Regions from separate parts of the Homo sapiens genome. Here region 2 is linked to region 1. The links are chromatin contacts, found by Hi-C or POLR2A ChIA-PET in ENCODE. All regions are on one chromosome and are shown on one strand. The core of a region is the stretch at or near the end of the contact, and the rest is flanking DNA. Distances in the headings are between cores, read along the strand shown.

The links. Hi-C counts contacts between places; a loop is a spot of excess contacts on that map. ChIA-PET counts read pairs that join two places held with the same protein, here RNA polymerase II (POLR2A). Pooled maps may share reads with other maps.
Region 2: a loop to region 1 is called in a pooled map, with 2.1 times the contacts of the local background. The contact joins two enhancer-like sites. A Hi-C loop is called at or near these places in 1 of 50 pooled maps. POLR2A ChIA-PET finds 5 or more read pairs at or near these places in 4 of 52 experiments (A549, HepG2, Panc1 and 1 more).

Annotation. Positions count from the first base shown.
Region 1 is chr14:67,850,573-67,854,911 of GRCh38, reverse strand. All of the region lies in intron 4 of RAD51B (RAD51 paralog B), which reads right to left. Among named protein-coding and RNA genes, the nearest start is that of RAD51B, 33 kb to the right of the region's middle. RefSeq lists an enhancer at 1,668-1,737. Within about 2 kb of position 1,556, at least 3 of the 41 ENCODE cell types and tissues checked have a DNase peak (open chromatin) inside an H3K27ac peak, as active enhancers do.
Region 2 is chr14:68,804,052-68,808,433 of GRCh38, reverse strand. No RefSeq gene overlaps it. Among named protein-coding and RNA genes, the nearest start is that of ZFP36L1, 13 kb to the right of the region's middle. RefSeq lists an enhancer at 1,239-1,288. Within about 2 kb of position 1,298, at least 28 of the 41 ENCODE cell types and tissues checked have a DNase peak (open chromatin) inside an H3K27ac peak, as active enhancers do.

The DNA of each region.
Region 1 (4,339 bases), core at 307-2,806:
CCCACTGCAGGTTTGAACTCCTGGCTCAAGTGATCCTCCTGCCTCAGTCTCCTAAGTAGCTGGGACTATAGGCATGCACCACCACACCTAATTTTTTTTTTTTTTACTTTTTGTAGAGCTAGGGTCTTGCTATGTTACTCAGGCTGGTCTCAAACTCCTGGCCTCAAGCGATCCTTCTGCTTCAGCCTCCCAAAGTGCTGGGATTACAGGCATGAGCCACCACACCTAGCTGAAAATACCTTTTTTGATGATATCTCTGAATACTTTTTTTTTTTTTTGAGACGGAGCCTTACTCTGTTGCCCAGGCTGGAGTGCAGTAGTGCAATCTCAGCTCACTGCAACTTCTGCCTCCTGGATTCAAATGATTCTCATGCCTCAGCCTCCCAAGTAGCTGGCACAACAGGCGCATGCCACCACACCCAGCTAATTTTTGTATTTTTGGTAAAGATGGGGTTTTACCATGTTGGGCAGGCTGGTCTCAAACTCCTGGCCTCAAGTGATCTGCCCATCTCGGCCTCCCAAAGTGCTGGGATTACAGGCGTGAGCCACTGCACCTCACCTGTATCTTTAAATATAACTTTAATTTTACCTATTCACAATAGCATCTATCTTATGCATTCTCAGCATGGGTAATATTAACCCCAAGGGTAAAAGTTGTTTTGGAGGAAGGGGAAGATTTTACTCTTTTATGTATAAAGCACAGATATTTATACAGTACAAAAACAGATATACAGTATATGTGTGGTAGAAAAACTTCATTGGAGGGTGTGGTTAAGAAAAAATTGTTAAAAAGGCTTCTTAGGAGACAATAATGAAAAAATGAATGAGGAACACTGATCTATATTATCTCATATGAGAAGGCTACCGAACTGATTTGATCTCCACATAATACAAACTTTAAGGTGTTTGCTGTTCTCAGGGAATGGAACAATGCCCTGTAGTTCACTTCCTTCAGCAGGTCCGCAGAGTTGGTGTCTCTGATTTCTCCTCTGCTGCTTCTGCTTTAAGAATGAATAGCACTTCTCTACTTCCACTTTTCATGTTGGTGTTGTAACTGAATATGTAAGCATACACAGATTCAGTGACATTCACGTAAGTCAAAACTGATGATAAATAACCTAGGAAATTTTTAAGTTAAAGTCAGGAAAGAGAAACTATAAAAATGACAGCAAAATATTTCCAGATTGATTCTTACTCTCTCAATCTCCAGATCCACTCTAAGTTCATTCAATCAGTTGCCTTACCCCACCCACCCACCAGATCTATCTGACATCTATCTAGGACACTAGGCTTGACCTTTTAACCAGAAACAAAGACTGTGCAATGCAGTTAATTAGGCACCTTCACTGACACCTGTATTTTATTAGTTCTCTACTGCTTCATAACAAATTACCACAAACTTGGCAGCTTGAACAGCATCCATTTATTATGTCACTGCAAGTCAGTTTTGACTTATGTGAATGTCACTGAATCTGGGTATACTTATATATTCAGTTACAACACCAAGATGAAAAGTGGAAGTAGAGAAGTGCTATTCATTCCTAAAGCAGAAGCAGCAGAGGATAAATCAGAGACAATCAGGTCAGAAGTCCAGATAGGGTTGGCTAGGTTCTCTGCTTAAGGTCTTACAAGGTTGAAATCAAGATCTCAGCTGAGCTGGACTCTTATCTGGAGGTTGGGAGTAAGAATCAACTTCCAAGTTCATTCAAGCTGTTGGCAAAAATCTATTTCTCTGCAGCTCTAGGTCTGAGGTTCCTTTCTTGCTCTTATCTCAGGGCCACTCACTGCTTCTAGAGGCTGCCTACATTCCTTTAATCATGGCCCCTCCACCTTCAAGGCAGCAATGGCATCCTGAGTCCTTCTTGGGTTTTAAGCTTTTCTTCCTTCCCCTTTTTAACAGCCAGAGAAAGCTCACTACTTCTAAGGGCTCATATGATTAGATCCAAATAATCTCCCCATCTTAAAGTCAACTATACCATATAACATATAATAATCATGGGAGTGACATCTCATCATATTCAAAGGTTCCAGGGATTAGGGCAGAACATCTTTGAGAGGCCATTTAAGAAATTCTGCCTACTACAACATTTCTGAGAACAGAATGGTCATAAAGTTTTTTTTTTAATTATACACATACACACATGCATGCGTACATATGTTTACACACATGCATATATCAGTGGTAGGCGGCCTCTAAGACTCAATGATGCTCACCTTTGTTATCCATGCCTTTCTGTAGTCTCCTCCCACATTGTATCAGGTTTGTCTGTGACTAATAGAATACTGCAGAAATGATGGTATGTAACTTCCAAGGCTTTGTCTTAAAAAGAAATTGTCATTTCTACCCTGTACTCTTGGATCACATACTCTGCAGAAAGTCAGCTGTTGTGTCATGAAGACACTCAAGCAGTCCTATGGAAAGGTTCACATCGCAAAGAACTGCCAACAGCCAGGACCAACTTCCCAGCCATATAAGCCATGTAAGGAAGACTTCTTGGAAGCTCAACCCCACATGGAGTCGGGGATCCCCACCAACCTTGGATCCCCGAGTTCCCTGGTGCCAGCTGTTATAGTCCCACCAAGGGAGGCCAGGTTTTTTCGCGTAGCTCTAGGATAGAAGCCATATCCATGGAGTTTAGGAGCAGTCAGACTGCAGGCCCTGCCTCTGCTGTTCCTTGCCAGGCAAGGCCACTGGCCTGGGCCCCCAGCACGCCCACTCCACCACCAACTGAGCACTCTGGTCAGTCGGTCACGGCTCTGGCTCTGTATTTCACTGGGTCAGAGCTCCCGGAGGTAACTGACAGGCCCACTGCAACTGCCTCTGTCAGGTCCTTGCTCCTGCTGCTCTCAGGCTGGGGAGGGAGTGAAGAGCCTGAGAGTAAGTAGACCTCCAGCAGGATGCAGCTGCCTTGAGAGTAAGTAGACCTCCAGCAGGATGCAGCTGCCTTCAGGAAAGGTGGCCAGACTCTTTGCTCTCAGAGGCCCAGCCCCTGCTGCTCCTTACAGGGCAGGGCCTCCTGACTTGGGCCGCCAGCACAGGCACCCCTACCCCCACATAATCACTTCAGTGAGTAGCAGCTCTGTTTCTCTAGGGTGGAGCTTCCAAAGGCAACTGACAGGCCCTCTGCCACTGCAGCTGCTGCAGTACCCATCCTTGCTACTTCTAGGCTAGGGAGGGAACAAAGGTGCTTTCAAGCACCTCCATCAGCAGAGAGGAGTACCCAACCTGCTCCCCATTCCCTCTTCCCAGGTACACCCCCCATCACCATCACTCCCAAAGGCAACTGAACAGGTCCTCTGCCGTGGCCACCCCTGCTGCCCCCAGGCTGGGGAGAGAAACTCCAGTGCCAGCAGCTACCCTTCAGAGAGGTGGCCAGAATGCTTTCCACATGACCCCCTTCCTCCACTGCCCACTCCCCAACCAGGACTGCTGCCTTCTGGCTTCTACTGCACATAGCCGACCCCTACATGAGCATTTCAGTCATGGCCCAAAGCCCTGTCGAAAACCTTACCCCCATAGACCTGTGATCTTCCCTAGGGCTCCCACCGCCTAAGTGCCCTGCCTGAGAGTTTAGCCCCTCACCCAGATATCAGCCCTCACCCCTTCCCATCACAGCCAGGACCTGAGGCTCCCCAACAATCCAGCCCCATCAAGACTCATAGAGGAAGTCCAGCCAGCCATCTAGGGACTAACTAGGGACTTACAGATCTCCCTACCCTATTCCAATTTTGCTAGTACTTTACCACATCTCCCATTGCCTGAGGTTGAACCGACGCAACCAGCCAACACCACCAAAACCAACACACCCCTGCAGAGGCCCAAAGAAGGAGTCCCCCAACCCCGCTCTTAAATGAAGAAGAGTCATCACATTGGAGAGCAGAGGAGCCACACAGCTACCTATATTAAGCTAAGTGATGAAGTTCTGCCCCAAAAACCACTCCCCTGGAGAGTCAAAAATTAGACATTTCCTAAGGCTCTCAACCACATGGTGGTCTGGAGATAGGCTGCAGTGTGTGTCTGATCCAGGAGTCAAGAGCTCTAGAACAAGGGTGTGACTGGGCAACAATCTACATTCCAGTCTATCTAGAAGGGGCTTGTGTAGCACCCCAAACCCCCACAGAGACTGTGGCACAATTCACTGGGAGCTTTTCCTAGCCACCCTCATCAGGGTTGGGGACTACACTTCTACATTTGACATAGGGGTATTTGTGGACAAGCCAGGTTATCCACTCTACCCAGCTATGTCCCCAGCACTCCCGTAAAATAGGAAGTACATGGTATGCAGCCCTCCACAGTCTAGCCTATCACCTGGAACAACAGAGAGTTCTTCACAGTAAA
Region 2 (4,382 bases), core at 49-2,548, 950 kb before region 1:
GGTACTGATGAGGCAGGTGGCACTTCTTGATGGGCATAGTGGCAGAGAAATCCTAGAAATTGCAACCACACCCCTCCCTGTCTGGAGTGGTGGGGTGGGGTGGGAGCATCCTGGGCCCTGCTCCCCAGCTGTCCAAGGCAAATCGACTGGAGTCCATCTGGCTGTCCCCACCGGTCCAGGCATGCTTCCCATCCTGGGGCGTCAGTCCTCAGTGGGTGCGGCTGAGGGGCCGGTGGATCAGTGCTCTGCCTGGGCACACCCGGAGCTGAGCGGCATCCTGGGGTGAGGGGGCTCAAGAGCTCCAGGTAGACACCCACTGGACTGCCTTATCTTTTCTAGGCTCTGTGCTGATGGTGGCCACCTGCTTCTCTGGCAAGTGTGGTTGAGGGCTGTTTCCATAGGCACACCTTGCTCTCTTTCTGGGTCCCATCTGTCCTTCATCATCTTCATCAATGCACAGTGTTCCCTGTCACTTGAGGGAAGTGCTGTTGGTTATATAAAGGCTTGAGACAACTCTTTGCTTACATTTTGTATTTTGTTTATATTTTCTAAGCCTTTAGCTCTGGAGTCCAACTCTCGGGGTCCAGCATCCTTTAAGACCCGAAAAGCATAAACTTCAGGAGGCCAAAGGCCCTTACTCCTAGGCCCTGTGGACTTGGTTTATCTCTGATTCCAGGCAGTGCCTCCTGCTTTATATAGAGGGCTATAATCAACAGGAGGAATGACTAGGGGATGGGTGATGAATGTTCTTCCAAGTTGCTCCCCTTGACTGTGGCAGGAGAGCTGGGGGCAAAGACCCAGCCTCTTTGACATAGGAATTCAAGTGGGGATTAGGATCCCAGCAGCCTCCTGCTCCTTCCTGCCTGGGCCGCCTCACTCCTAGCTGGGCCCCAAGTGCAGCCTCCTTAAATCTGTCCGTGTCAGTGCCTCCTCATTCCTGCCACCTCGCTCTGCCTTCCCTCTTCCCACGCACCAGCACCACGTTGTATAAATATTTACACCCCCGGGGCTGGCAGGAATCTTTCTCCAGCTGCTTCCCTGGTCTCTGGGAGAGCTTGTTTCCTCACCCAGCAGCTGCAGCAGATCTGGTTGCCTTTGGTCAGACAAGAGCAGGCCCTGGTTTGGGGGCCCACAGTACCCCGGGGTGGAGGGTGCAGTTGGTGGGAGAAACTCAGCACTAAAGAAGTCACAGGGCTGTGGCAAAGACCCGTCCTCTCTCACTCCCCCGCCGGCTGTCCACATGGCAACCCTCCAAGAGCTGTCTGATCTCTGCTCTGGCTGGGGAGGTTCCTGTTTCTCAAAAGAACAGCTCTCAGGGTGGAGTTGGCCATACCAGGGCCTTGCTAGGGAGTAGTGGAGGATAATTCCAAAGCAAACTCACTGATGCTAGGACAAAATAGTACCTTGGTTTACCTGTGAACACTTTACAGCTTACTAGTAAGTGTGAATCCCTTGATTTGCCCTGAAGATGACCCCACAGTTTAGAGCAAGACCCCCCTGGATTATCTGCAAACCAGGCCTCTCCCCAGCATCTGCCCCAGGCCACCCTCCCTCCCACCAGTCCCTGCCAGTCTTCCCGCCTCAGGGGTAGAGAGAGGAGAGGACAGACGCTCCTTCTCCCACCTTCCTTGGTGACCCAGCCAAGGAAGAAAACTGGCACTTGGGTTCCCATGGGCTGGGCACTGTGCACGGTACTTCCCCATGTTCTCATGTAGTTATTCAAGTCTCGGGCACAGCAGATTTCTTAGCTTCCTCATGCATGTCTCCTCTTTCTGCCAGCAAACAGCAGCAGCCAGGCAGCAGCAAGCCCCCAGATACAGAGCCCAGGCTTTCTCTAGTCCTGAGTTCAGCCAGGAACCTCTGAGAGCCAGCCAAGGACTGGACATCAATACTGGACTTCAATCTCAGCCACTTGCAGTAGGTGCGGGTCACCTGCTGCCACCTCCTGCTCCTGTGCCTCAGTTTCCCCTTACATCTGTGGGAGGTCATTAACCTGTGCTTTGTAAAGTATTTCAAATTTAGCAAAAAACAAGTTTGAAAAAAGCAACATCATTTCTTTTTTTTTTTTTTTTTTTTTTTGATGGAGTCTTACTCTGTCGCCCAGGCTGGAGTGCAGTGGCGCTATCTCGGCTCACTGCAACCTCTGCCTCCCAAGTAGCTGGGATTACAGGTGCCTGCCACCACGACTGGCCAATTTTTTGTATTTTTAATAGAGATAGGGTTTCACCACTTTGACCAGACTGGTCTTGAACTCCTGACCTCATGAGTCACCTGCCTCAGCCTCCCAAAGTGCTGGGATTACAGGCGTGAGCCACCACGCCAGGCCAAAAAAGCAACATCATTTCAAATCCTTTTTCTAGTTATAGGGGTTTGGGTGGCAGAAGAGATTGTTCAGGTATCAGGGACTAAGGAGAATGTGTGTTCAGTGCTTTGGGGAAGCTGGGGAGGAGGTAAACACGGTTTAAAAGGCCTGAATTTTATATCCAACAACCCCTAAAATTCAAGTAGTAGAGCCATTGGAGGTATGTGTGTGTGGGATTGGGTAGGGGTTCTCATGGGGGCCAGGGACAAATACCCCAGTTTCCCTCCACTCACACTTGTGCCGGAAAGAAAGCAAGCAGATTCTCTCTCTCTCTCTCTCTCTCTCTCTCTCTCGATAACGTACATGGAGAAAGGTAGGAAACTGCAATTTGAAAGTCGTGCATTTGTGAGACACTCCTGCTGCCTGCCTGTCTCTCCAGCCCCGCAACGTAAAACAAAACCCAAATAAAAGCCTGAACCCGGCAGATATTAATGCTACAGAGCCAGGGTTGGTGTGCAGGCACCCACCCCCTTCTTCCCCCTTCTGTTTCTATAAGTGGCTGAAATAAATTTAGCGAAACAACCCCACCCATCTGAGGGCCTAAGATTTCAGAGCAATGGGATTCTCTATCCTGAAAACCCCTGTTTTTCAGAGCTGAAAGCTTTTTGTTTAAATTCCTTTTGGGAATGGAATGCTCTTGATCTGAAATAATTATTATACTGCGGTCATCTATTCCTCATAGATAAATGCTTTGACACAGGATAGCTTGCAGAAAAGCTGATCTACAAATGCTCTGCAGCTTAAGATTGTCAACTCTATGGGGCCAATGCCTAGTTGGATCTGTTGGGGTATTTATTGTAAGATTATTCTTCTAATGTCGTGCATATTCAGCCAAGTCCCTCTGTTGTCTGTCATACAGAACCCTGATTGTGGCTGGCTAAGTTAGCGAAGTAGAGAAGTACTAAATCTTCATTTTTTTTCCACGAATACTTATTGAGGGCCTACTCTCTGCTAGGCACTAAGCCAGGCACTGGGAGTTGAGCTGAGAGCAGAGAGAGCCTGCTTTGATGGAGCATACATCCTAGTGGGAAGGGAATGTTAAAAAGTTAAATGACTACAAAAAAACTGGCAACGAATGTTGTATTTTAAAATGAAAGACTGAATGCTTTCCCCCTAAAATCAGGAACAAGGTCAGGGCATCTACTCTTACCATGCCTATTCAACACTGTATTGCAAATCCTGGATAAAGCAATAAGGCAAGAAAATGAAATACAATGCATACGTTAGGAAAGGAAGAAATTAAATTATTCCTATGTATAGACAATATGTGCTTGTCTGCATTAAAAACAAAAACACACCTGGTACAGGGGCTCATGTCTGTAATCTCATCACTTTGGGATGCCCAAGCAGGAGGATTGCTTGAGGACAAAAGTTAGAGACCAGCCTGGGAAACATAGTGAGATCCTATCTCTACAAAAAATTAAACTAGCTGGAATGGTGGCATGTACCTATAGTTCCAGCTACTTAGGAGGCTGAGATGGGAGGACTGCTTGAGCTCAGGAATTTGAGGCTGCAGTGAACTATGATTGCACCACTGCACTCCAGCCTGGGTAACAAGGTGAGACTCTACCTCAAAACAAAAACAAAACAAAAATAAGTAAACAAAAACACCCCAAGTAATCTATCAAAAAAATCCTCTTACAACTAAAGTGATTTTGTGAGATCACAGGAGACAAGGTCAATACACAAAAATCAACTGAATTTCTATAAACTAATACACAAGTGGAGACCAAGATTTCAAAAGGCTGGGTGTGGTGGCTCACGCCTATAATCCCACACTTTGGGAGGCTGAGGCGGGCGGGTCAACAGAGGTTGGGAGTTCAAGACCAGCCTGACCAACATGGAGAAACCTCGTCTCTACTAAAAATACAAAATTAGCCAGGCATGGTGGTGCATGTGTGTAATCCCAGCTACTTGGGAGGCTGAGGCAGGAGAATTGCTTGAACCCAGTGGGGTGGAGGTTGCGGTGAGCTGCGATCACACCACTGCACTCCAGCCTGGGCAACAAGAGCAAAACTCC